Regions from separate parts of the Mus musculus genome. Here region 1 is linked to region 2. A link is a loop called in an ENCODE intact Hi-C map of the cell type or tissue named here. Cell type or tissue: heart. All regions are shown on one strand. Each heading gives the region's core, and the rest is flanking DNA. Links, peaks and the distances in the headings are about the cores only.

The links. A loop is a pair of places that touch in the nucleus more often than their neighbours do. Peaks named below come from ENCODE experiments on the same cell type or tissue, not always from the same donor. Only the 100,000 strongest peaks of a DNase experiment are listed, where the experiment ranks them.
Region 1: it touches region 2 in a loop (2.0-fold over the local background); 2 of 42 quality-filtered maps call a loop at or near these places.

The regions. Positions count from the first base shown.
Region 1 is chr15:90,248,026-90,250,947 of GRCm38, forward strand. No RefSeq gene overlaps it. Among named protein-coding and RNA genes, the nearest start is that of Mir7648, 25 kb to the left of the region's middle. In heart, for the core only: a CTCF peak has its summit at 1,801; no DNase peak of the experiment used is centred there.
Region 2 is chr15:90,490,579-90,493,500 of GRCm38, forward strand. All of the region lies in intron 19 of Cpne8 (copine VIII), which reads right to left. Among named protein-coding and RNA genes, the nearest start is that of Gm36480, 140 kb to the left of the region's middle. In heart, for the core only: a CTCF peak has its summit at 1,221; no DNase peak of the experiment used is centred there.

The DNA.
Region 1 (2,922 bases), core at 259-2,758, 240 kb before region 2:
AAATCTTCTGTGGGTCTTATGCTGATAACCACAGTTGCTGAGAGCTCAAAGACACACTGCTGTGTCATGCCCAGAAATAAAATGCTCTACAACCCTCCAGCTTCCTCTTGACTCTCATGTTCTTTCTACACCCTCTTCTGTGATGTTCTCTGAGCCCCGAAAGGGTGCTAGATGTGTTCCCCTTCGGGTTCTGCTTTCAACACTCAGTGAATGTCAGTTCTTCGAGCAGTTATGCGTTTGTGAAGTAACCACTCCTCACTACTCTCAAAGTCTCTCTCTGTACAAGGCTGACAACAGCATTGATCTGTGGACATAAATACAAATGTTTAGAAGGTGATTTTGCAGGCATACCCTGTTGAGTTAGCAGAATAGAAATAGGGTAGTTCTCAACCGGGGTCTATGAACTTCCTAGCCATGAGATTTTGAGCATACTTTTTGTTCTAGATGTGAAGGCCTCAAATCCAGGCAAAGAGCAGCCAGTTACTCCAATATCAGATTTTCTATTATTGCATAATGACATGCTCTACTGAACGTGTCTTGCCTGGCCCATCAGTGATGTGGAATGCAGGATTCTAGTAAGAGTGTTGATAGTTATTCTCTAGCAGTCTGCAGAACACTTCTTGGCTCTGGAACACTAGCCAGTAGTTAGGAAGTTTCCAGCCTGATGCAAATATTTGACAAAAGTCCCAAAGCATAATCTGGGGGGTGGACAAATTATACTGGCAAAATTCGGTACCCTCCTGTAGAAGAATGAAGATAAATCCATATGCCTATCTCATCAATTCAAAGTGGACTTTAATTTCAAACCTGAAACTGGTCAATGATAACATGACTTCAGGATGCAGGTGTGTGCAAAAACTTGACTGGACAGGTCAAGAAGGAACAAATTGAAGCACATGAAACTGAAAACTTTATGCATAGCAAAGGAAACACAGTAGAGCAAACAGACAGCGTGGAGAAAATGTGTGCCAGCGATCCTTCAGACAGAGGATTAATTTCTATAGTATATATTTTTAAACTGCAAAAAAAAAAGTGAATGTTTCCCCAGTTTGTCAATCAACAAGTGGAACAATGAAACGAATGGGTAGTTCTCACAAGAAGTAATATAAATGACCAATAAATATATTAAAAAACTGATCTCTAGCCTTGTCCATCTGAGAAATGCCAACTAAAACTGCCATGAGTCCATCTCACCTTAATCAGGATGGTTATCATCAAGAAAAGATACAGCAACCTTGGCAAAGAGGTGGGGAAAGAGGAACCCTCCTGCACAGCTGATGGAGGTTTACTAGCCAGTATGGAAGTCGTATAGCACTGTCTCAGAAAGTTAACATTGTAACGATTGTGACCACTGTCTGGGCATGTAGCCAGAGGGTACTGAATCCCAGAGACGCTTGCAGGTCTGCATTTAAGACTGACTTATTCACAACAGCAAAGAAATCTCAATCAGCCTTTGTAAACATATGGATAACGAAAATGAGGCTACATTTTACATATACACAATGGGGCTTTATTTAGCCACAGACAACGTTCTGAATCCTCAGTAAAATGGATGGAACTGAAACACGTAAGTGTGGGAACAGTCTCAGAAAGACCAACACCACTGGTTCTTTCAAAGGTCTTATTTTAGTTTTGTATATTTTGTATGCATACATTTATGAAAATGAGGAAGGTATGTGCTAGGAAATTAGGAATGGGTTCATGAGAGGGGGAAAAATACTTTCAGCAGATAACATTTTAGCAAATGCTATCTAGGTGAACTTCTCCAAAAGTCATTGACTGGGATGTTAGTGTTGTAATACTGCACTCTAGCCACTAGCTGGCACTGTATATCTGCTCTCACTGTGGCCAGAGCCAGGTGAGATAATTCCAGCTATTCCATAGTTTTAGCTGTCACCTACCTAGGGAAACCAGAGGCCCGTGGAAGCTTTCCGCTTACAAGTCTCTTAAATACAGTGCCTCAGAAGGAAAAAAATCCATGTCCAGAAGGAAAAGAATATGCATGCTTAAGTGAACACCTCAATAATGATGCCATTCACTTAATGATGCCTCCCGGCAAAGGAGGGCAGCAACAGCGGAGCGAATGTGAGCATACAGGGGTTTATATGTGAAAATGCCACAATAAAACTCACTTTTATATACTAGCTAAATAAAAAATGGCATGATATTTCTGCCAATATAGGTTATGTGAAGACTACATTGTTATCTTCACTCATCCTGGTTTAAGTGTTAGGAATGTTTGGATGGGATTATATGTGTGTGAAACACGTGGAGTTCCCGTTCAATTGGATGAGAAGAGTCCAGTCACCGGGGCTCTTTATGTTATGGCCAAGGAGCTGGTTTACACTTGTGTCTTCTAACTGCGTTTTCTGTACTCATTACCGAAGATAAAACACGTGTGTTTAACTGAACAGGGTCTTCTTCATCAAGTAAGAAGAGTAAGGAAGCGAAATGGTGATCCAGACAGTGAGGCTTGGATCCGGTCGGGAATATTTGTAAAATTTCATAAAAGAGCATACATTCATGGCTAAAAAGGGAAAACAAGAGTCAACCTACTGATCACTTAAACGACATGCAAATTAAGCTCGAGGAGATAGGCGACTGCAAAAAGCAGAACACGGAGTCACCTTGCATACATCCAAGACCAGTTTATCAAATGACCTTAGAAAACTGATTACTGTAAACCCCTAAGCAGTGGACCCATCCCTGGGTATATGTGTGAGAGGAGTTAGGGTCTGTCCGGCAAAGGGCACAAAACTTCAGAGCAGAGTTTTCGACATTACTACAGTAAACTGGAACCAATCCCTATAGGCTCTTGGGGGGTAGGAAATACATAAATTATAGTCCAGCTGCACGCTAATAATATTAAATAGCACTGAGGACAAGCCAGCACTCACCAGTGTGGGCTCAGGGAACACGGTG
Region 2 (2,922 bases), core at 137-2,636:
TTCTGCATATAGGATTTGAAAGTTTATGTAAATGTATTTCTTCCAGAGACACCAAGAACATTCCTTTTTCATATTGTAATGTAACTGTGACAAACTTATTGTGAAAACTTGCTTTGCGTGGAAGCTGTTATTCAAAATGTACTTTAAGAATACAAAAAAAAAAAAAAAAAAAAAAAAAGAATACGACTGTGAGCCGGGCGTGGTGGCGCATGCCTTTAATCCCAGCACTCGGGAGGCAGAGACAGGCGGATTTCTGAGTTCGAGGCCAGCCTGGTCTACAGAGTGAGTTCCAGGACAGCCAGGGCAACACAGAGAAACCCTGTCTCGAAAAACCGAAAAAAAAAAAAGACGATTGTTATTTGTACACTTAAAACAATCCAGCTGCTACAAAGAAAACAAGTTAAACATATAGGAAACTAAATAGCAGGGGCAATTTTGATGGGAGTGAAGATAACCCCTTTTACTCTGTTCTCCCAATACCTCTTCCTCAGCTGTCAGACATGTGATAGACAGAAGGGAATAGCTCACCCTTGAAGGCTAAGCTAGGACAGGAGAGAGCTCACAGTGTGTACAACCTTCTTCAGGTGGGGGAGAATGGGAGGGCATGACTTTTGCAAAGTCACATCACTTCATTAAAGGCAAGATGACAGTGTAAACAAAAACTTAAAGGTGTAAAGAAACAAGGTTAGCTCTGGTTTTTTTTTTTCTCTCATTTATTCTAAATCAATAGTTCACAGAATTTAATTTTTTAATTAAAAAAGTTTTAAGCTTTTTAGCAAGCACTGTAGGATAGACTTCTTTCTTTCTCTTCCTTCCTTCCTTCCTCTCTCTCTCTCTCTCTCTCTAAAGATAAAATTGTTTTTATTGGCATGGGCTCTCTTGTGCACGTTCTATTTGTTGTGTATGTGTAGCTATGCATGCGACTTAATTCACCACATGCTCTATTGGTATTGTCTTTCTATTTCTATTTTATTGAAAACGTACTCCCCCCCATACAATGTATCCTGGTTGCTGGGTTCTCTCTCCCCCCCCCCATACAATGTATCCTGGTTGCTGGGTTCTCTCTCCCCCCCCCCATACAATGTATCCTGGTTGCTGGGTTTTCTCTCTCTCTGCTCCCCCCCCCCATTCCTCCCTACCTCCCCTCATGAACTCAGAGACCGCTGACATATGCATGGGCTTGCACTGGTCAACACCAGGTGGTGTCCTAGAGCAGAGAAGCCGTGGACAAAGGCTTCCATCCTTAATCTAGAGGCTTTGCTTGTGATGACCTCACGAGCAAAAATGTTGTCTTCCCCGAGGGAGTCTCATTGAGGAAACAAAATATGCTTAAGAATGGGCTGTGTGCCCAGCAATAGATGGCCCACGGAAAATGGGCTCAAAGGTATCTTTGATGGTTCTTTGTCTCATAATATTATGTCGGGGCTTTTTTCTTTTAATTTTATCCTTTTAATTTTTATAATTACACACACACACACACACACACACACACACACCTCTACAGGTCCTTTCCATATGTATTTTGGCTTCCAGTTTTGTGCTTTCCTGAGCATGCAAACAAATGGTTTTGTGTGTCTTATATCACTTTCTTCTGTATTTTCTTAGGCTCTTTTACCTCAGCTTGTTTTTGAGAATCTTGCTCTATTCTAGAATTATCAGAACTAAAATCACCATGCTTAGAGTTCTTCTCCTCTTCTGTGCCTGTTGATATACAATGAATAAAACAACAACAAAATAAACCTAGGGTGTTTATCCCTGGAGGAGGTATCCATCACTTCTAACTCTTTGACAGGCCACCTGAGCCCCAGCGGAGAGCCCTATCAGAGAAAGTCAATGTTACCAACAGGTTTTTACTCATAATAGAAGTATGTTGAGAGTAGGGGAAAAGTGTGAGAACTTTCTACTTGCTAATCCTGAATTATCTAAGTGTTTCCCCAAGGGACATCTGTTCTTCAGTCTTGTGGCCAGGTACACTATCAGACAGCAGGGAAATGCCAACAACTCCCCCCTGTCACTACCTCTTGTCAAATCAACTTGACAGTTCCCAGGGCAAAATATCCTTTAGCTGTTTTGCACATATCCTCCTACCCTGACAATTTACCACTCAGATCACCCTCTCTTCTGTTATTTAATCTCTCATTTCTGAACACTGCAGCGAGAGACATTTGGTTAAAAAAATAATAAAGCAAAACCAGTCCCCAGGTATGGTGACGGTGCTCTGTCATCTCTGAACTCGGACTCTTAAACAGGTACGTTAAGAAGGCAGCACTATCCATAGTGTGCTGACTTATCCTAGTAATAGCGAATACAGGGGATGTATTCTGCTCAGCAGAAAACACAGCATGTGTGGGGTTCCACGTCTTCTTTTCAACTCTTCCCCTATGTAGTGTCTCCAGAGTAAAGGGACATTCTTTATGGCTGCTCTGATGCATGGTTTTGTCTGTCTAACTATGAAAACAAATTTGTGTTCGGGCAAATTGGCTTTTAGTTACTGTCTACTCAATTGTGTTTGATTTCTCTACAGTGCAGAAGTCCATTAGTGAGTTTTCAAGTCTAAGACTTCAAGGCTATTATGTTCCTTTTAGTGGAAAATATAATTTAAATTTTTTTCCAAAGGAAATGATAGGCTGGCCAGCAGCTGCATGTAGCCAAGAAGAACGGCACTGCATTAAATGCAAGGGCCAAGCCGTAGCACAACAAGCACCCTTTGCATATACTGACCTATGAAAATAAACACCATAGGAACTCATCTTGAAAATATAAAATTGAGTCTTCTGGTAAATGGGATATGATTATACATAAGATGGTCAAATCAAAGGACAGCTACTATAAAATAAAGACACAGAAAATGTCTTCCTATCACATGGTGCCAGTATGGTTACTGACAAGTGTATGCACTGCTATTAATGCACTGTTGCTGAG